Linked DNA regions of Homo sapiens: all the other regions are linked to region 2. The links are chromatin loops, found by intact Hi-C in ENCODE. Cell type or tissue: endothelial cell of umbilical vein. All regions are shown on one strand. Each heading gives the region's core, and the rest is flanking DNA. Links, peaks and the distances in the headings are about the cores only.

What was found. Peaks named below come from ENCODE experiments on the same cell type or tissue, not always from the same donor. Only the 100,000 strongest peaks of a DNase experiment are listed, where the experiment ranks them.
Region 1: a loop joins it to region 2, with 3 times the contacts of the local background. A loop is called at or near these places in 5 of 110 quality-filtered maps.
Region 3: it touches region 2 in a loop (6-fold over the local background); 5 of 110 quality-filtered maps call a loop at or near these places.

The regions. Positions count from the first base shown.
Region 1 is chr1:147,846,847-147,855,179 of GRCh38, reverse strand. No RefSeq gene overlaps it. Among named protein-coding and RNA genes, the nearest start is that of GJA8, 52 kb to the left of the region's middle. In endothelial cell of umbilical vein, for the core only: no CTCF peak of the experiment used is centred there; DNase peaks (open chromatin) are centred at 3,829 and 5,539; H3K27ac peaks cover 2,723 bases.
Region 2 is chr1:147,777,694-147,786,026 of GRCh38, reverse strand. It overlaps LOC102723321 (a long non-coding RNA gene), which reads right to left. Exons shown (of 3, transcript XR_922079.4): 2 at 8,304-8,333. Among named protein-coding and RNA genes, the nearest start is that of GJA5, 21 kb to the right of the region's middle. In endothelial cell of umbilical vein, for the core only: no CTCF peak of the experiment used is centred there; a DNase peak (open chromatin) is centred at 4,766; H3K27ac peaks cover 990 bases.
Region 3 is chr1:147,873,794-147,882,126 of GRCh38, reverse strand. No RefSeq gene overlaps it. Among named protein-coding and RNA genes, the nearest start is that of GJA8, 25 kb to the left of the region's middle. In endothelial cell of umbilical vein, for the core only: no CTCF peak of the experiment used is centred there; a DNase peak (open chromatin) is centred at 3,866; H3K27ac peaks cover 1,688 bases.

The DNA.
Region 1 (8,333 bases), core at 1,714-6,713, 69 kb before region 2:
AATGGCAGATGCCCCTCCCCCCACCAAGCTCTAGCATCCCAGGTCAATTTCAGAGTGCTGTGCTGGCAGCAAGAATTTCAAACCAGTGGGTCTTAGCCATGGGGGTGGGATCCATTGAGTTAGACCACTTGGCTCCCCAGCTTCAACCCCCTTTCCAGGGGAGTGAACAGTCTGTTTTGCTAGCGTTCCAGGCACCACTGGAGTATGAAAAAAACTCCTGGAGCTAGCTCTGTGTCTGCCCAAACGGCCACCAAATTTTGTGCTTGAAACCCAGGTGTAGGCACCTGAGGGAATCTCCTGGTCTGCGGGTTACAAAGACTGTGGGAAAAGCATGGTTTCTGGGCCAGAATGCGCCATTCCTCGTGGTACAGTCCCTTACGACTTCCCTTGGCAAGGGGAGGGACTTCCCTGACCCCTTGTGTTTCCCTGGTGAGGTGGCACCCCTCCCTGCTTCTGCTTGCCCTCTGTGGGCTGCACCCACTGTCTAACCAGTCTTAATAAGATGAGCTGGGTACCTCAGTTGGAAATGCAGATATCATCCACCTTCTGTGTTGATCTCGCTGGGAGCTGCAGCCTGGAGCTGTCACTAGTTGGCCATCTTGCCCAGGCGACCAGAATTTAAGTAACTTTTTGAGGCTGACATAGCAGTAAGCAGGAGATCCAGGTCTCAAATCCTCTTCTGACTTCCAAGCCTATGATTTTTTTTTCACTTGCCTAATAATAATAGTCATTTTCATTGAAAATTAAGTTCTTTTTTTTTCTTTTTATTACTCCTCAAACTTGCAAGAAGTGGCTAGTTGCACAGTTCCTCATTTGGCTCTATGCACCATGAGGGCAAGGACTGTGCTGTCCTGTTCACAGTTACATCCTTTGTGCCTATACAGTGACCAGCACAGAGTATGTGTTCAGTGAATGTGTGCTGAGTATATAAATAAGTGGCTGAACACAAACTATTATCTAAATGTAATTGTTAGTAATAATAATTCTTCCTTTATTTAGCAGGGCTAGGATTTTAAATTGCTTCCTGCTATTAACACTGAATAAATATGGCAATATGGCTATACTACATTCTCTTAATATAGAATTCAATACTCTCCAAATACACTCTGTTTATCCTCACACACACCTTGACAATAGGTATGGGTTAGTGGTGCTATCATTTCATCACTCATAAGAATAGGGAGATTCTTTACCTCACCCAAGACTGCACAGGCATTTTCAGGAGCAGCCGTTAATAGATTTTATGTTTCTTTATATTCAGCCCATTGCTGAGGATGCTAAATCCTACTAAAGCTATAGGCACCAGAGCCTTATGCTGCTTCAAGGGTCTACAATACTCCCAAATTAATTCATGGAAATGGCTGCAGCATTGTGGAAAAACAGCTGGTTACTTCCCAGCAGAATTAGCTGTAACCAGTTTAGTCACTTGTTGAGAGAAGACAGGAAATCTCTTGCAAAAGTCAGCCACATTCCCCACAATATAATAGCAAGTAAATCATTCCTGAGGAGCCCTGGGTGCCTGGCTGGTTTAGGAAGATTCAGGGACAGACAGAGAGCTGTAGTCTAAAGAATGTGAGAGATTTTAGAGCCAGACCTAAGTCTTTGATTTGGTGACTCCGTTACACATGGGGAAATATTTTGAGAGCAGTGAGAATGATTTGTCAGTGAAGTTTAACCAGAAATGTGGCCAGGCAGGAAATCTTGAGCCACGTTCAGGCAGCTGCTGATGCATGGACAAAATCAGTTCAATTTTCCTGCCTGAGACTGGCAACGAACTATTGGTCTCCAACCCAACAGGCCCTGAAATGGCCTACAAGCTGGAGTGAGAGGACAGCCTGCCCAAAAGTAGTCAAACCATGGCCCGTTTATTTATTAGTATACTTTTAAATTAAATATTTTTAAAGGATTACAGTCACACTAAAAACGTACAAGTATGGTAGAAGTAACTGTTTTTCCTTAACCCTTTGAGAATAAGCTGCTAACCTGATTCCCTATTATCCCAAAAACTTCAGTGTTTATTTCCTACAAAGACATTCTTCCATATGCTTATATAGACTATATATAGTATATACAATACAATTCCCAGTTACTCAGGGGGCTGAGGCAGGAGGATCACTATAGCCTGGGAGGTTGAGGCTGCAGTGAGCTGTGATTGTGCCACTGCACTTCAGCCTGGGTGACAGAGTGAAATCCTGTGACTTAAATAAAAAAGAAAAAAAAAAGAAAAAAGAAAATTAACCTTGATGAATCATTTTTATCAGATCCCATTCCAAGTTTTGCCAAGTGTTGCAATAATACTCTTTATAGCAAGAGGATCCAGTTCAAAATGCTGCATGTATCACATCTTTGGCTAACTTCAATTTGAAATGGTTCCTCATCTTTCCTTGACTGTCATATCCTTGCCACTTTCGAAGATTGTAGGCCAGTTATTTTGTAGAATGTCTCTCAATTCAGAGCCATCTGCTGTTTCCTCAGAATAGACTTGGGTTATGCATCTTTGGAAAGAATAACATAGAAGTGATACTGTGTTCTTCTCAGTGCATCATGCCAGGTAGTGCAAAACTTCAATTTTTCCCATTATTGATGATGTCAATTTTGGTTGCTTTATTTATTTATTTATTTATTTATTTATTTTGGCACGGAGTTTTGCTCTTGTTGCCCAGGCTGGAGTGCAGTGGCGTGATCTTGACTCACTGCAACCTCTGCCTCCAGGGTTCAAGTGATTCTCTTACCTCAGCCTCCTGAGTAGCTGGGATTACAGGCACGCACCATCACACCTGGCTAATTTTTGTATTTTTAGTAGAGATGCAGTTTCACCATGTTGTCCAGGCTGGTCTCAAACTCCTGACCTCAGGTGATCCACCCATCTCAGCCTCCCAAAGTGCTGGGATTAGAGGCATGAGCCACCGCTCCCAGCCAAGAGTTGCTTTATTAAGATGATGTCTACTAGTCTCCGGTTTCAAGTTACTTCTTTTTGTAATTAATGAATATTTTGTGTGAAAAATGTTGAAGCTTTGTAACTATTCTATTCCTGAACAAACTTTTAATTAATTTATTTATTGTTTTATACCTGTATGGGCTCATGGTTTCCTATTTTATTCAATGAATTATGATCTGTTACTATCATTCTTTGATACTCAAATTGTCTCCAGTTTGGCCATTGGAAGCCTCTTCAAGCTGGTGTTTGTGTGCTTTTGATATAGTCCTATCATTCTTTGAGTACTTTCTTGCCTTCTGAGGGGAAAAAATGTTATGAGCTCACCTCATACTTTCCCTGCCCAAGCCTTAAACTCAAGACATTTCTCTGAAGAGGCCTGGTTCCTTCAAGTAGAGAATGATGTTGAGAAGCCCGCATCTGGGCAACAGGTTTGGTTCTTGCTTTTGGGGTGTTTCACTTCCCAGGACTTCTCAGTGGACATAGCTAAGAAATATATATAGATATACACACACGTTTATATCTATATTTTTATATTTCTCTCTATATATTGCAAACGGATACTTCCAATTCCAATCCAAAACCACAGAGTTCATTCTATATTTCTCATTTTTCATATTTGTTAATCCATTTTCTGATGGTAAGAAACCTGGCTCTCAATATCTTTAATATATTTAATTATGTGACCAGTGTTCCTGTACGAGACCAATCTCCTATTTTCGTTGCTAGCCCCTCACCTGCAAATATGCCCTCCTCACTCTATATGCTAGTTCTAGCTTTCTACACCAGGCTTGAAAGAGGACTCTGAGCTACTGGCAGAAAGTGGACTGATTAAAATGACTCAGCTGCAAACATGAGCTACCTTTTGTCAAAAAGGAAAGATGACTCAGAGACCAGAGTGCAGAGTTCAGAGGTTAGAGAGCTAAACAGTCTCTATTCCCATTCCTTGAAACTTAATCAAGGAAATGTAATATTTGCTTGGCTGAATTTCAATACTGTGATGGACAGGTGACTCCTTTATTTATCTCTCATCTCTCCCATTTTTGAACCAGGATGTCTATAGCAATTATCCTATGTCTATCTGAACATTGTATGTTGGGTACCTTGTGGGTAGATAATTTGTCTCTTAAGTTTTACAGGTTCTTAAATGGAGAGAAATTGTGCCCCAGGAATTGTACTTAATAGACTGTACCCAGGATCCCTGTCTGTACCTGAGTTATATGATTTAGATAATGAGATTTTGGATTTTGAGCTGATGAGATGAGATTTGATGAAGAGATTTTGCTGATGATGTAATGGGATGAAGATGCTGGGATGGTGTATTAGTCAGCTAGGGCTGCCAAATCAAAGTACCACAAACTGGGTGACCTGGATGACAGAAATGATTTTTCTCACAATTCTGGATGTTAGAAGTCTGAAATGAAAGTATTGGCAGGGTTTTTTTTTTTTCCTGAGGGCCCATATCTTTGGCTTATAGATGCCTGTCTCTCTCTGTGTCTTCACACGGTCTTCCTTTTGTATACATCTATGCCCAAATTTCTACTTTGTATAAGGACACCAGTCATGTTACATTAGGGCCCATCCTAAGGATCTCAATTTAATTACTTCTTTTTTTTTTCAAAAACAAGCAAACGTATATTTTGAGTCATTCTGTGTTTAAATTTATTTATTTATTTATTCATTTATTCATTTATTTATTTTTGTTTTTCTGAGACGGAGTCTCACCCGGTTGTCCAGGCTGGAGTGCAGTGGCGTGATCTCGGCTCACCGCAATCAACGCCTCCTGGGTTCAAGCGATTCTCCTGCCTTAGCCTCCTGAGTAGCTGGGACTACAGATGTGTGCCACCACACCCGGCTAGTTTTTTGTATTTTTGGTAGAGACAGGCTTTCACCATGTTAGACAGGATGGTCTTGATCTCCTGATCTCGTGATCTGCCTGCCTCAGCCTCCCAAAGTGCTGGGATTACAGGTGTGAGCCACTGCGCCCGACCTTTAATTACTTCTTTAAAGACTCTATTTCCAAATACAGTCACATACTGGGAGTTAGGACTTTCATGTATGAATTTTGCGCGACACAATTTAGCCTGTAACAGATAAGGTGAATGTATTTTTCATGTGGGAGGAATATGAATTACTGGAGGCCAGAGGTCAAATTGTGGTAGGTGGAATTCTGAGATGATCCCCAGGATTCCTGTCTCCTGGTATACACACCCTTTATAGTCTCCTCCCCTTGAATGTGGGTAGGACCTGTGAATATGGTGGAATAGTCACACTGTGATTATATTACATTATATAAGATTCCATCTTAGTAAGATGGAGATAGAGTGAGCTTCCCTGCTGGCTTTGAAGAAGTAAGTGGCCAGGTTGTCAGAAAGCCATATGACAGGGAACTGTGGGGGCCTCTAGGAGCTGACAGTGGCCCTTACTGACAGCCAGCAAGAGAGCAGGGACCTCTGTCCTACAAACGCAAGGAACTAACTCTGCTGACAATTATATGAGCTGAGAAGGAGAACTTGGAGCTCCAGAAAGAAATGCAGTCCAGACACTGATCACAGACTTGTGAAACCCTGAGCAAAGGGCCCAGCTGAGCCATGTCTGGATGCCTGACTCACAGGAACTGAGAGACGCTAAAAGTATGTTGTTTTAAGGTGCTAAATTTGCAATAATTTGTTACACAGCAATAGGAAGCTAATATACTGTCCAAAGTTTCTAGCCCTTGTCTGCTGTAGGCTGCCATTTTCTGTCCTTGTGACAACTCCAAAACCTAACCAACCTTTAACTCCCTACCAATCAACAAACAAGCATACAAACCAAAAAAATAGTTTTTGCAATAAGCATTGAATCTAATAAGCTCACGTTTGCTTCTTGGACATCTCTAGGGTTGGGTTTCATGGAAGGAGCAAGCAGCTGGTGCCAGTTTGTCATCCTGTCTCCATGGTCACCAGATTTGCATTTGAAGAAGTTCAGTCTTGATTCTGTGTGGGGAGTGAATTGGTAAGACCAGCTGCAGGCTGATCATTTAGGAGGTTACTGTAGAAGATCAGGAGGGAGATGATAGTGACATGACTAGGTGATGCCAAAGACCTGGAGAGAAGTGAATGGACTTGAGGAAAGCTAACAGAAGTCACCCTCAGTCTCAGTGCGCAGAGATATCCATTGTTAATGTTAATATTAACCAGGTTAATATTTTCATGTATTTTCTTTTGCATATACATATATACGTAACAGTATATTTTTATAGTGTTGGGATAACATTGTATCTATAATTTGGTAAACTGACCTTTTATCTTGTTATGACCAATTATCTGAAGCATTAAATATCACTTAAAATATTATTCTCAGTAAGCCATTGGTTTTGTCTCTTTTATTCCCTGGAGCCACACTAAAATATATTAGTGGAAGATTCCTAGGAGAACTTAGGAGAACAAAATGGAGTGAATGATGCTGAGAGCTAGGTGGAGTATACACCTGGAGATGCCCCTGATTCCCTTACTATGAGAGAGAGGAGGTGTGGATGCCATCTACGCTGAGCTAATATTTGAGAGGTGTGATTTGGGGAGCAGGATCTGGTATCAACGATCAGCCCCTGAAACAGGACACATCCCCTCCCCCTGCATCTGTCATAGCTCACTGTTCCCAGCTACCAGGTGCTGGCTATAAACTATAGCCTCTCTTGCCTGTTAACAAGTTTTTCATAGTGTAACTACTGACTGGATGCTCAGAATGATCTGATTTGGAAGGTAAATATTCAAATGGCTTTTCATAAGTGAAGCAAGTACAAATTGGGTATTAGGAGAGAGGCTAGTTATTAAATAAATTTTTTAAATGATTGATTTAAAACATTTTACAACAACAGATTCAGGCATCCCTTGAGGGTCTACACTCCCCATTCAGGCCATGCAAACTTCTCTGCAATCCTCTTCTCAGAACTTGATGTCTGCTTCCCAGGAGTCCTTACACAGATTATATAACACACACAAACACATACACACACGAACACACGCACCTCTTGCATCTCCCCCTGTCCCCTCTCTCATGAGTGCAGGGCAAGCAAAGCATTATCTTGGGTCTCCTCTAAAAATTCTCCCTGTTCACTTTGCATTCCCTAAACCCTTATTGCCACCCTTCACCTTCCTCTACCAGGGACAAAACAGGGGTTTCTTCTGTGCACACACACTCTGAAAGTTGTCAAGTAATTTGAGCCAAGGTGTTCGCTGATAACAAAGGTGCTGTGGCTGATAAGAAAAGTGTTAGCTGATATGCTTAACACCTACAGAAATACTTCCATTTTTACTAGGGGGCCTTTTGAGAAGACAGAAGCTCTTTGGGCCTCAAAGAAAGTGGTAGCATGGTGGGATGGCTTTGGGGGACTGAAATGTGGGGCAGAGCTCCCTGGCATCACCTCAGACTGTGCTAGTCTTTGCAGAAGGATTCTCCATCCATCTGCAGCATCCATTTCAGATAAATGCTTAACTGCTGCTAGATGAGTGGTCAGAGCTCCCACAGGCCCACCTGGCCTGGGCACCTAACCAGCCCCCTCAAACCCTTCCTTCTTGATCTTTCCAGGAGATGGTGAAAAGAACGGTGAGGGTGGGAGGGGAAAGGAGGGTGTGCTTGTTTCACCCAAAATTGGGAGACTTGGTGTTAAAATTTACTTTAAGTTTTCAATAGAAAACATGTTATTGTTAAAAAAACCTGGCTGGGTGTGGTGGCTCACGCCTGTAATCCCAGCACTTTGGGAGGCTGAGGCAGGTGGATCACGAGGTCAGGAGATTGAGACCATCCTGGCTAACATGGTGAAACCCCGTCTCTACTAGAAATAAAAAATTAGCCAGGCATGGTGGCGGGCGCCTGTAGTCCCAGCTACTTGGGAGGCTGAGGCAGGAGAATGGCATGAACCCGGGAGGCGGAGCTTGCAGTGAGCCGAGATAGTGCCACTGCACTCCAGCCTGGGTGACAGAGCGAGACTTCATCTCAAAAAAAAAAAAAGAAAGAAAAAGAAAACACTAAGCACTTTATAAATATTAGCAATTTTATTACATACACAACCATGTTTTCCCCCCTCAAAATAACTCTAGTATTATTCCTATCTTTCAGTTGTGGAAATTAAGTTCTGAGAGATTAAACAGCTTGTTCCTGGTCTCTCATTAGTAGGTAGAAGAGCTACGGCTGGAGCCTAGGTCTGTTGGACTCCAGAAACCATGCCTTAGCTATGCTGTGCTGCTGCTGCATGGTAGGGAGAACATATTTATTTGTCTATTTTAGTGGCAAATTTACCACCTCCTTTGGTGAGACAAAGATAAAGAATTCTTTCAGCCTATTCACTGAATCCTTTTCCATTCTGAGTGCTAGAGAACAGGCTCTGCCACTTACCAGCTGTGTGACTGTAGATAAATTA
Region 2 (8,333 bases), core at 1,860-6,859:
CTTTCCTGGCACTTTCATTCCTTTCTCAGTTCCCACAGCATTCTGATCGTAGCTCTATTGTAGCACTTCTCACATAGTCATATAATTTATTTTGTGGTTAAGTGCACAGATGTTGAAACTAGACTGCCTGGATTCAAATCCCAGATCTACCACTGACCAGCTTGGATAAGGTTTCTGTTCTTGATTTTTTACCTATGTTAAATATGGATACTAATTCTTATCTCCAAGAGTTTTGTAAGGGTTAAATGAGCAAACTCTGCTAAGCACTTAGACCACTGCCTGGCATTCTCTGTTAGCTCTCTATTATCTGTTTGCAGCCACCTGTCATGGTCCCTGCCTATTCAGGTCCACTGGAGCATCAACAATCATGTTTAGGCTGCTTGCAGGCCCACAGTTCATAAACCAGACCTGGAGGTAAATGGGAACTCCCTACACCCCCTTGTATGGAGGGTGAATAGATGCAGATGTCCATGGTTCCTAGTTTCTGGTTTCCATTCTATACTCTCCTGCGATCAGAGCTCCACCTCAATCCCTTTTACAGGCCATGTCAGCATGCATTGCCTAGCTCCCTCAATCCAGATAGATTCCTGGAAATCGCAGTATTATCATAGACTTGATGGTCTAAAACAAGGCAGCATTTTTATTCCAACTAGGTCTCCAGCTAGTCTTGTGGGATTCTAAGTTGGTGACATCACTCAGCTCTCAGAGGGGTCAGGGAGCATTGATATTTATAAAACCCCTAGGTTTTGATTTCTTAATTCAGATGCCATGTCTGAATCACTAGTATATCTAGTTCCTAGCACAGTCCCAAACTCAGTGGGTTTTTAAAATCAGTGGATACATGAATAAATGAATAAATAAATGGATCAGCTGTAAGTGGGCCATCCATTAACTTTGACACCCTCTGTGCATTCCCACAGTGTAGTGGTCAGTGTGTTTGACTCCAGCTGGGGTTTCTGTTACTGATGGCTGGTAGCATCCTAATTGAAACACACCTCCAAGTGTTGCTCATTTGTATTTTCCTTATTTGGAATACCCTTAAGTTTTCAATACCGCAGCACCATCTGGAATAAAAAATGGCCTAAGAATATCTCTCATGCTCCCCAGAGTGCTGTATAGGTAAAGAAAGGGAGGAGCTACAAGTGTAAATACAGTTGGGCACTTAAGACAAATTTCAACTTCTTCCAAGCTTTGGCTTGGTATGGAGATAACCAATTACTTAGAATCATAGAGATATTAAAATTTAAAAGTAGAAGGCACAGTTGATGTAGCTTAACCCAAGGGCACTCAATTCTTTAAGTGTTAGAGATAGGACCTGAGACCTGATTCCTGCATTTCCCTGGTCCCTCTCTGCCTCATCAGCTTTTGTCAGTTACACACGTCCTTCCCACCACAGGCAGAGCTGGTACTTCAATCCCAGGGTTGTGTGTGAATTCACAGAAACCAGAGCAGGATTGGAGGCATGAGGCACAGCTGGCTGTTCTGGGGTAACAGGCTTGTGGTGGTGGTGAGCTTTTGCAAAGTTTGGTTTAGCCCTTCAGGATTTGAACCTTTACCCCATTTACCCATAGAAATCTTCTCCCAAGATTCATGAGGGGTTTTCTCCGAACCTGTCAAGATTATTCTTATCTGCCCTAGTGTTTCACCACTCGCTCAGCACACTTCCTTTTGCGTCTTATGTGTATGGTAGAGAAGGGGTTGGTTGAATGGAGGAAGCTAGTATTTTTTGTTTTGTTTTGAATTGTTTTGTTCAGAAATTCTGCTTTTTCCCATGAGCTGTTTGCAAGGCTTTGAAAGGACAGCTCAGAATTACATGGAGTAACTTATTTGGGGCAGAGAAAGAAATGGGTTAACAGCAAGTTGCTTTGTCTTAGAAATTAAAAGGGCACCACTTACATTCAATATGGTGATATTTATATTCACCCAAAATTGAAGTGCTCAATAATAGGGCATTAAATGAATTTTGGTAAATCCAAGAGCAGGAAACTGTGTAACCCAGGTACTTAGCAAAGGGTGGAGGTGATATATATACCCTGACATTAGTCTAAAGAGTACTGCACAGATACTAGTCCTTGATAATTCTAGTGCAGTGGTAACATCCTTATGGAAAGAAAAGATACAAACACATTACATTGCCTTTGGGTGCCATTCTCTTTGACTACACTCCTGATAATCATTAAAAAGGTGAAGAAGATGTATTTCTATTGACATAGAAAACGTCTCTGACACATCGTTAAGTGAAAAAAAGCAGATTACCAAAAAGTGTTCATAATACAATTCCAATTTTTTAAAAACATTTATAAGTACAAAAATGTGGTAGAAAGCTATCAGTATTTTAATAGTACTTATATGTGATTTTATCTCATGTTTAGACTCTTCTATATTACCTACATTTTTACAATAATACGCTATTACTTTTTCTAATTAGGAAAAGACTGGAACAGTTTGAAAAATATAAAGCTTTCTTTCTGTGGTTGGTCTCGGATATTAGTTTATGAAAGGGACAATGCTGAGTGGGTCAGTCCTTGCATTAATAAAGTTAGGTGATCAATAAATATTATTTCCCTTCCCCATGAAGACAGGGAGACAGGAAGACGCCATCCTCATTGCAGGGATGGAGTGGAGACGCTTGAATCTGAAACTCTTCAGAGGGAGATATATTCCTGGAGTCCCCAGCCAGAACTTGGCATCATTCTCTCCCATCCAGAGACCATGTTAACTAGGTTGTTAGCTTCTCTAGTACTCTCAACACTGTAGTTGAGCAACATTATGCCTGAAATAAGCTTTTATGGGCTAGCCTGGGAAGCTAACTACTCTTTATAACATTATTTCTATGGGAAAACATGCTCCAAATTCCACACCACCAATTTACATTGAAGCTTTTAGGATGCAACTATTTTCAGTTTGGAGACCTGCTTACTTGCCCCCTCCCCTTTATTCACTAATTATTTGAAAAATCTCTATTATTTTGTAGTAGATTACAAACTGGTGAACAAGTCTTTTGGCTTATGCTTTATTTGTTAACCCAGCACACAGTCAAAGGGGTTTCAAGATCGGAGGGGTCTTAGAAATTGGCACCTAGTTACTGAATATTACTGCTCATTGATTGTCAAGCTGGCTGGAGTTGTCCAGGGATGGGGCAGTTATGCCAGGGTTCATGTCTCCCCCAGCACTCCTCCAGTCTCACTTCCCTTGTCCACACTGTTGGGAAAGGCATTAAGGAAATAATTCATTTCAGGGGCATGCACTCATTTACCTACCACATTTACAAACGTATTGCATTCAGGGACAGTTCCTGTAATCCTATAGCTCCTGTAGTATTTGGGACCATTTCAGGACCATCTAGAAATGGTGCTTAATAAATCCTTAAAAACCTTCTGAGGTGGCAGAAAGAATACTGGACTAGGCATGATGAGAGGTGCCAGTCTTGGCTAGCTGTTTGAGTTTGGGAAAGTTACGAAAGGAAGGAATAAGCATGCTTATCTCAGAAAACCTTTTTATATTTGACAGGTGAAGACTCTGAACTGAGAAGTGGCCTTATGCCTATGGAACAGATTTCAACCTGTTCAATAAGAGGCTTCTAGGTTGGGGAAGGGATAGAACATATTGGCATTTTGGTGGTTGTTTCAATTACTTTGGAGGTTGATGTGAAATAATCTTTTTTGACCTCCTATACCTAGAACAGTGACTTTTAATCTTTTTTGGGTCAAGAGTGCTTTATGAATAGATCAAGACTGTGGTCCCTCTTCCCCTAAAGCTTTGAAATGAACACAGGGGTTTCTATGCTCCATGAAGCCCACCAAAAATCTTCTAGGGGTCCAGGCAGGTAATACTGATAATCTTTGGACTAAATTTCAAATCATTAAGCTCAACAGATCCTCGTGATTTTACCAAAGATGTTTAAAAACAGCTCAAGTAGAAGTTTTGCATCTCTTCTCAGAAAACTTTAGGGTCTAGAATCATGTGTAGCTCTTGGATACAAGCTGTTCCAGGATCTAGAGAGGTCAAGAAACCATGCCTTTTCTCTAGATTTTAGTAATTTAAGCTCCAGGGACTTTCAGCTAAGTGCTCTAACAGCATCATAGGAATATCTATGATCAATAACTGGCCCATTCTACCCTCAGGGAAGTCCCCAGGTTTCCTGATTCTTTGGGAGATCTGGCTTCTGCTCCTGACCTTAGATAAATTGCTTGCCTTCTCTGGGCTTCAATGTTCTCATCTGGCCCACTTGATCTTCAGTTTCTCTTCAAGCTCCAGTGTTCTGGTATCTGTGATTCCTTGATATCTGTATGACACTGAGACAGTCCTCTAAGGAGTGATGAATTTCACAATTCCCAGCTTTGGTCTGCTCCTGTCACTGAGGAAATTCCTGTTCAAAAGGCAATTTCTACAGCACCTGTCTCAGAAGCATTTGGCTTCCTCGAGGCGTTCAGGAGACCCACAGGAAACAGATATTTTGTTGTTTTTCTTTTTGCTCTAGGAAAAAAACTCATTAAGAGCCATCTCAGACAGCAGATGTCTGTTAGGTGCACGTACATATCCAAATGAAACTTTCACCCAGAGGACCAGAAAAGGCAAGGCCAGCATCAGAGATTTAGCTGTGTCCTAAGAAACAGAAATCTCTACTCTTAGGCATCCTCCCACTTCCATGACTCACCTCCTCTCATTCCAGAAAGTCATGCACAGGAATTAATTTATAGGTACTGTCCAGAGGTCTTTAAGTAAACAGTGCTACCGGTCCTTTCAGCTACCCAGACAAGCTTGACTTCAGGCCCCAAAGAGGAAGCTAATGACTTGTAGTTACTTTGCTATTGTTTTCCGAAAACAATCTGACTTCCTTTTTGATAGCCTTGGAATTCCTTCTTTACAAATGAAGGCGCTGGAGCCAGGGAAGGGCTGAGCTGGCCAGCTCAGGAGCATAATGCTCTCAGGACAAGATCTCCTTTATAAACAAGCTGCAGAGGCTCCTTAAAGGATGGTGGGCAGACCCTGTTTGTGAATGGAGGGACTTCTGTGCTGTCTCTGCCTCCTTCCTAAGATCTCACCTCTATCCCAGAGCATATGACAATAACTAAGGTGTTTGGTGTCCAAAGAACAAATTTGTGAAGACCATCTTATTATGACCATTCTTAATTCTTATTATGACAACAAAGTTGAGGCTTATTGACTTGCCTGAGATCACAAAACAACAAATGGACAAGGTTAAAATTCCATCTCAGATCTCCTGACTCCAAGTTCACCTCTCTCAAAGAGGCTATGAAGATGCAAAGAGAAGGCATCTGTCTAAAGCTGGCGGGCTTTGGTCTATCCCCCGAGAAGGGAATTTGGTCTATCCCCTGAGAAGGGAATCTTCATGTTAGGTAAGAATCTACATTTCAAATTTACTGTATGAGTGATAAATCCCTGTCCTTTCTTCTGGTCTGGGCTGGTATTAGGGGAGCTATTTTTGCACCTTCCTTCTACCAGAGGTGCCTCTGCTAGAGGTTCTTAGTAGAGTCCCTTCCTGCCACAACAAAAGATCCCCACTGGATTTCTCTGAAGAAACTGTACCCCATTGACTTTTTCTTGACTTTTAAAAATGGTGTTTATGAGAACTTTTTTTTAAGAGAGTTAGACTTGTCTCATTTTTGCTTCTGTGAATCCCCACACTACCCCTGTCCATGACCACTGCCATGTAGAAAGAAAGCTGGCAATCCTCTAATCTCTTGTACATAGATGCACTTTAGCACTCTTTACATTGCATTCTACTTCTTGGTGCACAGGACTCTCTCCCTAGCCACCAGGAGCTTCAGGGCAGAGTTTGTGTTTCATTTATCTTTGTATGCCCAGTCCTTGCACAGAGTATGTTCTCAGTATACCTTCACTGAATTAAGGACTAATGAGTGAATGGCTCTATAGAGCAGGTGCTGTTCCTCAGACTCTGGGAGGAACAACTGTGAGGGAAGCACAGGCTTACCTGAAGAGTAGTTGCCATGTGCTCTCAGGTACAAAGGGAAGGTTATATGTGAATGGTGCCTTTGGATGTGTGCAGTGCCCAAACTGCTTGGCTGTATCTGGTGGCCTTGCTCAAAGGAGGCAATGAAGGTGGGCACAATAGTTAGAGCTATAATCATCAGAACCCATGTTTCCATTGTGAAATCTTATCTCCTTTCAGAGTACTCTCCCATTTATAATTTAATTTTTATCTTCAGCATAAATGGCATGATTCGTTGTATCTATATATCTATCTCTCTGTATATTTAGCTATGTATGTATATATAGAGAGGTATATATTGTATATTATATACAATATATATGATAGAGAATATTTAGCACTCACTACATGCCAAATATGACATATATCTCACTCAATCTTCATAGCCAACCAAAAACTACCATTGTTATACTCATTTTAAAAGCAAGAAGGATATAGAAATAGAGGGTCACATTGCTGCCAAGTGGTGGAGCCAAAATCTGAACCTGAGTACTCTTAACCACAAGGTTATTTGCCTCAAGTCCTGTCCATTCTACCTTGTGTATTCAGCCAAGTGAACATGTGACTAATCTTTGAAAAACCAGGGAAAAGTTGTAATCTCCTAAATGCCTCTAATCCTGTATAATAGCTTGACCCTAGGAGCTAACGTTGACTCTAGACACTAATTTGGGAGGAAACATAAAACCTTTGTTATTTGTATTAGTACGTTTTCATACTGCCATAGAGAACTGCCTGAGACTGAGTAATTTATAAAGGAAAGAGTTTTAATTGACTCACAGTTCAACCTGGCTAGGGAGGCCTCAGGAACTTACAATCATGGCGGAAGGTGAAGGGAAGCAAAGCACCTTCTTTGCACGGTGGCAAGAAGGAGAAGTGCTGAGCAAAGGGGGAAGAGCCCCTTATAAAACCATCAGGTCTCATGAGAACTCACTCACTATCACGAGAACAGCATGGGGAAAACTGCCCTGATGATTCAATTACCTCTACCTGGTCTCTCCCTTGACACATGGGGATTATGGGGATTATAATTCAAGATGAGATTTGGGTAGGGACACAAAGCCTAACCATATCATTATTGAATTAGGCTTTGAACATCAATGGCTAAATTATCAGGACAGGTACAGGGTATTGTACCTCACTTTTACACACAAGGAAATACCTCTATTTCAGAGTGACATGTCTGAGGGTGTCTGAGTTAACAGCATATTTGGCAGAAAGTTTCTTGATCTTGTGTCTTACGACTTTTTTTTTTTCAATAGACCACCTAATACTATATCTTGGACATGACTGAAACACCTTTCAAAATAAAAGAAAAGCAAGACCTTTTTGGTCTTGTGAGGTAGGTAGGGAGTGTGGATCAAGGATGCATAAGTTGTTAGAAGAGGAAGGAATGTATACCTGGGGTGCACTACAAACTCTAGACCTTGCTTATAATCAGACCAAAATATGAGGCTCTCAGTCTTCTTGCTTTCAGAGATTTCCCTCTGGATGTAGAGAGCAAATGCCATTCCAAGATCTCCCAGGCCAAGGTCTAATTTTTTGCTGTAGAATAAAATCCCCAGGCTGGGTGTGGTGGCTCACACCTGTGGATCATGAGGTCAGGAGTTTGAGACCAGCCTGGCCAACATGGTGAAACCCTATCTCTACTAAAAATACAAAATTTAGCTGGGCGTGGTGGCAGGCACCTGTAATCCCAGCTACTCGGGAGGCTGAGGCAGGAGAATTGCTTGAACCTGGGAGGCAGAGGTCGCAGTGAGCCAAAATCGTGCCATTGCACTCCTGCCTGGGCAAGAAAGCAAGACTCTGTCTCAAAAAAAAAAAGAAAGAAAGAAAGATTAAAATCCCCAGTCCTGGGACTCTCAGAGCTCAAGTGAAGCTGCACTCAGCTGTTGCCTTCATGCCCTGACTTCAGTGGGAGAGAATTAGGCATGGTTGGTAGTGGATTCCCTCTCCTTTTCTCCTGTCCGTGGAGGCTATTGTTCCAAGCCCACCACAAGAGTTCTTAAGCCTGGGATCCCAGAAGATTCCATTTGCCTTAAGCCTAAGAAGTATGGACATGATCTTGATCTTGTCTTTGGGATTAAAACTTGAGATATGATAAGAGTAGGCTCATAGATCTAAACACCAGGAGCAAGGAAGTCTGTGTTTCTTTTGCTTTCTGCTTCTTGGAACAGAGTGTTCTTGCCCTTTTTAGCCAGTAAAAGTCTTAAAGGGGACGGCTTATGCCTGTGGTGTCTGCATCTTAACCAGCAGAAAAGTGTGACCTCAGCCCACTAACCGTGGCTCCAATTACCCATTTATGGCCTCCAATGAGGCACGGAGGACTCACCGTTCTTGCAATTAGATGCTGACAAATAAT
Region 3 (8,333 bases), core at 1,744-6,743, 96 kb before region 2:
AATGGTATCTATGAAAAAATTCTGCAGCTAATATCATACCTAATAGTAAAATATCAAATGCTTTTTCCTTGAGATCAGAAAAAATTCTCTCACCACTTATATTGAAGGCTGTAACCAATACAATATGGCAAGCCAAAGAAATGCAGTATGAAGTTTGAAAAAGAAGAAATAAAACTATCTTCAGATGGCATGATGTGTATGTTAAAAATTCTAAGGAATCTAAAAAGAAGTCTCTAGTAGAATAAATACATTTGGAAAATCATGGGATATAAAGTCAATATACAAAAATCAATCTTATTTCTATATACCAGCAGCAAAAAGTTCAACAATAAAATTAAAAAGTATCATTACAATAGCATCAAAAACATCAAATACTTAGAAATAAATTTAATAAAATGCAAAATGCTTGCGCTGAGAAGCATTGTGGAGAGAAATTAAAGAAGATATAAACAAATGAAGAGATATATCATGTTCATGGATTGGAAGAATCAGTATTGCTAAGATGCCCATTCTCTCCAAATTGATCTGTAGATTCAGTGCAATCCCAATCAGAATCCTAGAAGATTTTTTAAATGTAAATTGACATTTTGATTCTGAAATATATGTGGACATGCAAAGGACTTTAATAGTCAAAACAATTTTGAAAAAGGACAAATTTGGAGAATTTTCATTATCTATTAAAGAAATACTTTAGGCCAGGCATGGTGGCTCATGCCTGTAATCCCAGCACTTTGGGAGGCCGAGGTGGGAAGATCACGAGGTCAAGAGATTGAGACCATCCTGGCCAACATGGTGAAACCCCATCTCTACTAAAAATACAAAAATTAGTTAGGCGTGGTGGCATGCGCCTGTAGTCTCAGCTACTCGGGAGGCTGAGGCAGGAGAATCGCTTGAACTCGGGAGGCGGAGGTTGCAGTGAGCCGAGATCATGCCACTGCACTCAAGCCTGGCATCAGACTCCGTCTCAAAAAAAAAAAAAAAGAAAGAAATATTTTAAAACTATAGTAATTAAGACAATGTAGTATTGATGTAAACACAGAAAAAAATAGATGAATGGAACAGAATATAGAGTCCAGAAAGAGATATACATATATGATCAATCGATTTTTGACAAATCAACAACTCAAATCAGTAGAGGAAACGAAAACCTTTCCCCATATGGTGCTGAAACACCTGAATAAATGTATGAAAAATATGAAACTTTACCCTTACCCCATATTACTACACAAAATTAATTTGACATGGCTCATAGACCTAAACATAAAATTTAAAACTATAAAACTTCTAGAAGAAACCTTCAGAGAATATTTTTTTGTGATCTTGGGATGGAAAATATTTTTTAAAGAGGTCACAAAATACACTAACCAATAATAAAAAAAAGTTGATAAACTAGATTTATCAAAGTCCAAAACTTCTGCTCATCAAAAGATGTCACCATTAAAATGAAAAAGCCAGCCACAGTCTAGGAAAAAAATATTTGTAAAATATAGATTTGACACAGAATTCCTTTCACATATATAAAGAACTTTTACATATCAATCATAGAAAGATAATCCAACAAATATAATGGGCAAAAGATCTGAATAGAGACTTCACAAAAGAAGATACATGAATGACTAATAAGCACATAAAAATGTGTTCAACATCACTAGTCACCAGGAAAATAAAGATTAAAACTACAATAAAATTTCACTATATACCCATCATAATGGGTAAAATTAACAAGACAACACCAAATGTTGGCAAGGATGTGAAGCAACTTGAACTCACATTCATTGGTGTTAGAAGTTTCAAATGGTACAGCCACTTGGCAATAGTCTTTGAAAGTTTTAAAATGTCACACATACACCTATTATATAACCAGGCAATTTAACTATTATATATTTACCCAAGAGAAATAAAAACATGTCTGTAGAATGAGTTGTGCAAGAATCTTCACAGCAGCTTTACTCATCAAGTGTCCACAAACAAGAGAATGGGTAAACAAATTGTGGTATATCCATACAATGGAATACTATTCAGCAACAAAAAGGAACAAACTACTGGTACACACAACAACATAAATGAATTTCAAACATATTATCCTAAGTTAAAGAGGCCAGGCACAAAGGACTATGATTTTATGACTCCATTTATATGAAAAATTAGAAAAGGCAAAATTATAGTGATAGAAATCAGATCCATGGCTGCCAGGGGACAAGGAATCAAGGGTGGGTATTGACTGTAAAGAGGCTAGAAGGAATTTTTTGAGGTGATAGAAATGTTCTTATCTTGGTTATAGTAATGACTATATGATCCTATACCTTTGTGAAAACTTATTAAATTGTATGGCTTTTTTTTTTTTTTTTTTTTTTTTTTGGAGACAGGGTCTTGCTCTGTCACCAGGCTGGAGGGCAGTGGCACAATCACAGCTCACTGCAACCTCGACCTCCCAGGCTCAATGGATCCTCCAGCCTTACCCTCCTGAGTAGCTGGGACTACAGGCATGTGCCACCACACCCAGCTAGTATATATAGATATATATATATATATATTTTTTTTTTTTTTTTTTTTTTTAGATATGAGGTTTTGCCATCTCGCCCAGGCTGGTTGCAAACTCCTGGGCTCAAGCAATCCTCCTGCCTCGGCCTCCCAAAGTGCTGGGATTACAGGCACGAGCCACTGTGTGGGGCCTTTTAATGGGTAAACTTTACTGTGTGGAAATTATACCTCAATAAAGGTTATTTAAAAACACGACCTTATGAGGGTAGATATTTATTACCCTATTTCAAAGGTGGGAAAAGTAGGATCACAGAGGTGATACTATCTTGCCTAAGTTCACACATCAAGTGAGTGGCAAGGCCGGAATTTGAACCTCCATATGTTGTTGATGCCAAAGGCCATATTCTGTTATACAAATAATTTAAAAATGATTGTGCAGGTGTATATTACTTATACATGCAGGTATATTTCATTTCTTAAACTAGCATGGAAGCTCCTCAAAGGCAAGGACTTTCCTATATACCTCTTTTCTAGTTCCCCAACTGGCTTGCAGAATGCTCTGTAGCAGAGTCAGGAAGTCTGTAGACCTGAGCTTGTCCATCACTTGTGTGTGCGGTGACTTTGAAGGGATTGTGGGGTGTGTCAGGGATATTGATCCCCTCTGTCCTCCAGGCATCTTGAGTCTCTGGGCTTATGGACCTGGCTGACATCAGCTTTATGTGCTGTACAAATATGATCATTTTCTAATCCCTGAAAAAGGTGAGGAAGCACTGACTTGGACAAGAAGTGCTATTGAAATTTGAAAGGAAGAGGAGGTAGCTCTGGCTGAGATGCTCTCGGTTGAGAACCTATGGGGAAAACCTTGCTAATCAGTGAAGAGGGAAGGGAGTATGTGGAAGGGGAAGAGAAGAATGGATTGGACTAAACTGGGCTTAACATATGTTTGGGGACAGTGGGCAGGAAGGTCAGGCTGGATCTGGGGGTATGGAGATGTATTCCAGAGGGGGATGGACACTTTCCTGGTGAGGGCCTGGCCTCTGGGCTAAGGAGTTGGAATATGCTCAGCAGCACAAAGCCTCCTGGTCCAATTTCATCCAGGAATTGTGTGTGGGTGTGTGTTTGTGTGTGTTTTGTGTACGTGTGCACACGCGTGTAGGAGGATGGGGATATGGAAGGAAAAGTGTGTATGTTTAAGAATAATGTGCTGTTCCTGGACTTTATGGCTGAGGGTCGTTCTGGATGCTGGAAGTGCCAGGCCCTCACCCTGGAGGCTCTGGGGAAGTCTGGCTTTCCTTTTCACACAGTATTTTTTTTCCCCAGCCCCTAGCTCTTTTCCCCCCGGGGGGAGGACATCTGTGGGGACGGTTCCTGTTTCCCCACCATTGCAGGCCCTGGCCTTCCTGAACATGATATGATTGTTTCTCTGGGCACAGTGCAAAGATGCCAATGGAGAACGGAAGTATCTCATGCCTTAGCAATTTTTTTTAAGGCAAAAAAGAAAAGGCTATTGAACTTGGGAACCCTGGACCTGAAGTCCTCTCTTCCTGGTGTGGAAGTGGGGACATTGTACAGGGTCTGCCAATCAGCCCTGTGGGCCAGATCTCCAACAAGGGAAAGATTTGACTCCCACCCATCCCCTAAGCAGTAACACTGGCACTAAATTCCTTCCTGTTCTCAAACTGCTACTATATATTTATGCACTGCTCCCTTGGGAATCTTGGGACATGGAAATGGAGAACTTTGTTCTCTTTCTCACCTTCCTCACTTTTCATATCCTCATCCCTTTTTAATATTCTTTCATTCATTCACTCATTTATTCCCTTGTTCAGCAAATATTTCTTGAGTACCTACCTGTGGTATAATAAGAAATACATTTGGTTTTTGTCCCTTATTCCTGGCACAGAGCTCCTAAATCCCTTGGAAGTTCCAGAATTATAGGAATGTCCTTTGTTATGCATATGGAGCCCTTTCAGTCCCACTGGAGTTTATGCTGATGATGTGATTTAGGGTTAGGGACCCCTAGATAGCCTCAGGATGGGGCTGCTTACCAGAAGGACAAAATGATTAGAAGGTTGGTACTTTCAGTCTCACCCACTGACTTCTTGGCAGAGGGGAGGGGACTGAAGATTAAGAAGCTCTATAAAAACTCTTAAAGAACAAGATTTGATGAGCTTCCAGGCTGCTCAACACCTGAAGGTGCCAGGAGGGTGGTGGCCTCTGAGAGGAACAACCATCTGGTTGTTCCTGAGTTAGATCCTTTATAACAAACCAGTAAACATAAGTAAAGTGTTTCCCTAAGTTCTGTGAGCCATTCTAGCAAATTATTAAAACTGAGAAGAAGGTTGTGGGAACCTCTGATTTATAGCTGGTTGGTCAGAAGTATCAGAGGCCCAAACTTGCAATTGGCATCTGAAGTGGGGAGATAGTCTTGTTGGAATGAGTCCTTAACTTGTAGGATCTGACATTAACTCCAGGTAGATAGTGGCAGAATGGAATTAAATTGTAGGGCTTCCATCTGGTGTTCAGAGAGTTGGAGAATTGTAGAAAAAACTCATACATCTTGGGCCAGAAGTGTGTGAGATGGTGGAGAAACAGTGTGTGTGTTTTCCCAGACTACTTTGTGACAGGTATTGTGTTAAATACTAACAATATAGCAGTGCTTAAGGAAAACCTCCCATCCTTGACCTCAGTCACTTATAGCCTGATGGAAAAGATCCATTATGTTCAGACATGGTTATACCAGGCATGGAAAGACAGAAAGTACATAAAAAGAGAAATGGCAACATAAAGAAGCATATCTCAGAGCTCTATGTAACCTGAATTTGTGTCTAATTCACCTTTTTGTTTTGTTTTGGTTTTTGGTTTTTTTTTTTGAGACGGTCTCGCTCTGTCACCCACGCTGGAGTGCAGTGGTGCGATCTCAGTTCACTGCAACCTCCACTCCCCAGGTTGAAATGATTCTTCTGCTTCAGCCTCCCAAGTAGCTGGGATTACAAGTGGCTGCCATCACGCCTGGCTAATTTTTGTATTTTTAGTGGAGATGGGGTTTCACCATATTGGTCTTGAACTCCTGACCTTGTGATCCGCCCACCTTGGCCTCCCAAAGTTGATGAGATTACAGGTGTGACCCACTGCGCCTGGCCTGTAATTCATCTTTAACTCTGTTATAACACATATTACAACACATGGCACATAATAGGTACACCAGGACTATTTGTTGAATGAATAATGATGGTGTGAATGAGAAGTCACATAATATAATACAAAAAGAATAGAGACCCTGGAATTTCACAGACCTGAATTTGATTTCCAACTGTACTCCTTCTTGGCTGGTATGATTTTGGAGAAGTAGGATAACCTCTGTGAGCCTCAGTTTCCTCATTTGAAAAGTGAGGATTATAATACCTATTGCATGGGAATTTAGTAAGATTTAATGACTAAGGATTAATAACTATGTAAAGTATATAAATATGTAAAAAAATCTGGCACATAAGTGATCAATAAATAGTTTACACTAGCTTACACCATTCTTTGGTGTTATTAATAATAAAGGCTACATGAATAAAAATAAAGGTTAAATGAATAGTACAGAAAAAAGTTACAGAATTATGGAGGAAGGCGTGGCTACAGAGCACTGAGGCTCTTATTGAGATGGAGCTGGACTGAACTGTACTTGGAAGGTAACCCACACTTGGGTAAACAGAGAAGGAGAAGGCAGCACTGGGCATGGTAATGGCAGGCTTCTGGGACAGGGCAGAGGAGGGAACCGGGAGGCAGTGGAATGGGTGGACCAGCGTGGAAAGCTCCTTCAGGAAGCCAGGCTCAAGAGCTTGCCCTTGATTCCCTTGACATTGAGTCTCACAGGTGGAGCTGCGATGTGCTAAGTGATGTTTTAGAATAATCAGTCTGGGGTAGTTATAGGGTCAGGGAGGCAGGGAGAATAGTTAGATTACATAACAATCCAAGTGGCCCAGGGACCTAGATTCAGGGGACAGCAGCAGGATGAAAATATAGTATGGATTCCTCCTTGTTCCTCCACACTATATTTAACTGGTACCATTCCTTCTGAACCTATTCCAATCAATAGAAAAAGAGGGAATCCTCTCTAACTCATTTTATGAGGCCAGCATCATCCTGATAACAAAGCCGGGCAGAGACACAACCAAAAAAGAGAATTTTGGACCAATATCCTTGATGAACATTGATGCAAAAATCCTCAATAAAATACTGGCAAACGGAATCCAGCAGCACATCTAAAAGCTTATCCACCATGATCAAGTGGGCTTCATTCCTGGGATGCAAGTCTGGTTCAATATACACAAATCAATAAATGTAATCCAGCATATAAACAGAACCAAAGACAAAAACCACATGATTATCTCAATAGATGGAGAAAAGGCCTTTGACAAAATTCAACAACTCTTCATGCTAAAAACTCTCAATAAATTAGGTATTGATGGGACGTATCTCAAAATAATAAGAGCTATCTATGACAAACCCACAGCCAATATCATACTGAATGGGCAAAAACTGGAAGCATTCCCTTTGAAAACTGGCACAAGACAGGGATGCCCTCTCTCACCACTCCTATTCAACAGAGTGTTGGAAGTTCTGGCTAGGGCAATTAGGCAGGAGAAGGAAATAAAGGGTATTCAATTAGGAAAAGAGGAAGTCAAATTGTCCCGGTTTGCAGATGACATGATTGTATATCTAGAAAACCCCATTGTCTCAGCCCAAAATCTCCTTAAGCTGATAAGCAACTTCAGCAAAGTCTCAGGATACAAAAATCAATGTACAAAAATCACAAGCATTCTTATACACCAATAACAAACAGAGAGCCAAATCATGAGTGAACTCCCATTCACAATTGCTTCAAAGAGAATAAAATACCTAGGAATCCAACTTACAAGGGATGTGAAGGACCTCTTCAAGAAGAACTACAAACCACTGCTCAGTGAAATAAAAGAGGATACAAAGAAATGGAAGAACATTTCATGCTCATGGGTGGGAAGAATCAATATCATGAAAATGGCCATACTGCCCAAGGTAATTTATAGATTCAATGCCATCCCCATCAAGCTACCAATGACTTTCTTCACAGAATTGGAAAAAACTACTTTAAAGTTCATATGGAACCAAAAAAGAGCTCACATCGCCAAGTCAATCCTAAGCCAAAAGAACAAAGCTGGAGGCATCACACTACCAGACTTCAAACTATACAACAAGGCTACAGTAACCAAAACAGCATGGTACTGGTACCAAAACCGAGATATAGATCAATGGAACAGAACAGAGTCCTCAGAAATAATGCCGCATATCTACAACTATCTGATCTTTGACAAACCTGACAAAAACAAGCAATGGGGAAAGGATTCCCTATTTAATAAATGGTGCTGGGAAAACTGGCTAGCCATATGTAGAAAGCTGAAAATGGATCCCTTCCTTACACCTTATACAAAAATTAATTCAAGATGGATTAAAGACTTACATGTTAGACCTAAAACCATAAGAACCCTAGAAGAAAACCTAGGCGTTACCATTCAGGACATAGGCATGGGCAAGGACTTCATGTCTAAAACACCAAAAGCAATGGCAACAAAAGCCAAAATTGACAAATGGGATCTAATTATACTAAAGAGCTTCTGCACAGCAAAAGAAACTACCATCAGAGTGAACAGGCAACCTACAAAATGGGAGAAAATTTTCGCAACCTACTCATCTGACAAAGGGCTAATATCCAGAATCTACAATGAACTCAAACAAATTTAAAAGAAAAAAACAAACAACCCCATCAAAAAGTGGGTGAAGGATATGAACAGACACTTCTCAAAAGAAGACATTTATGCAGCCAA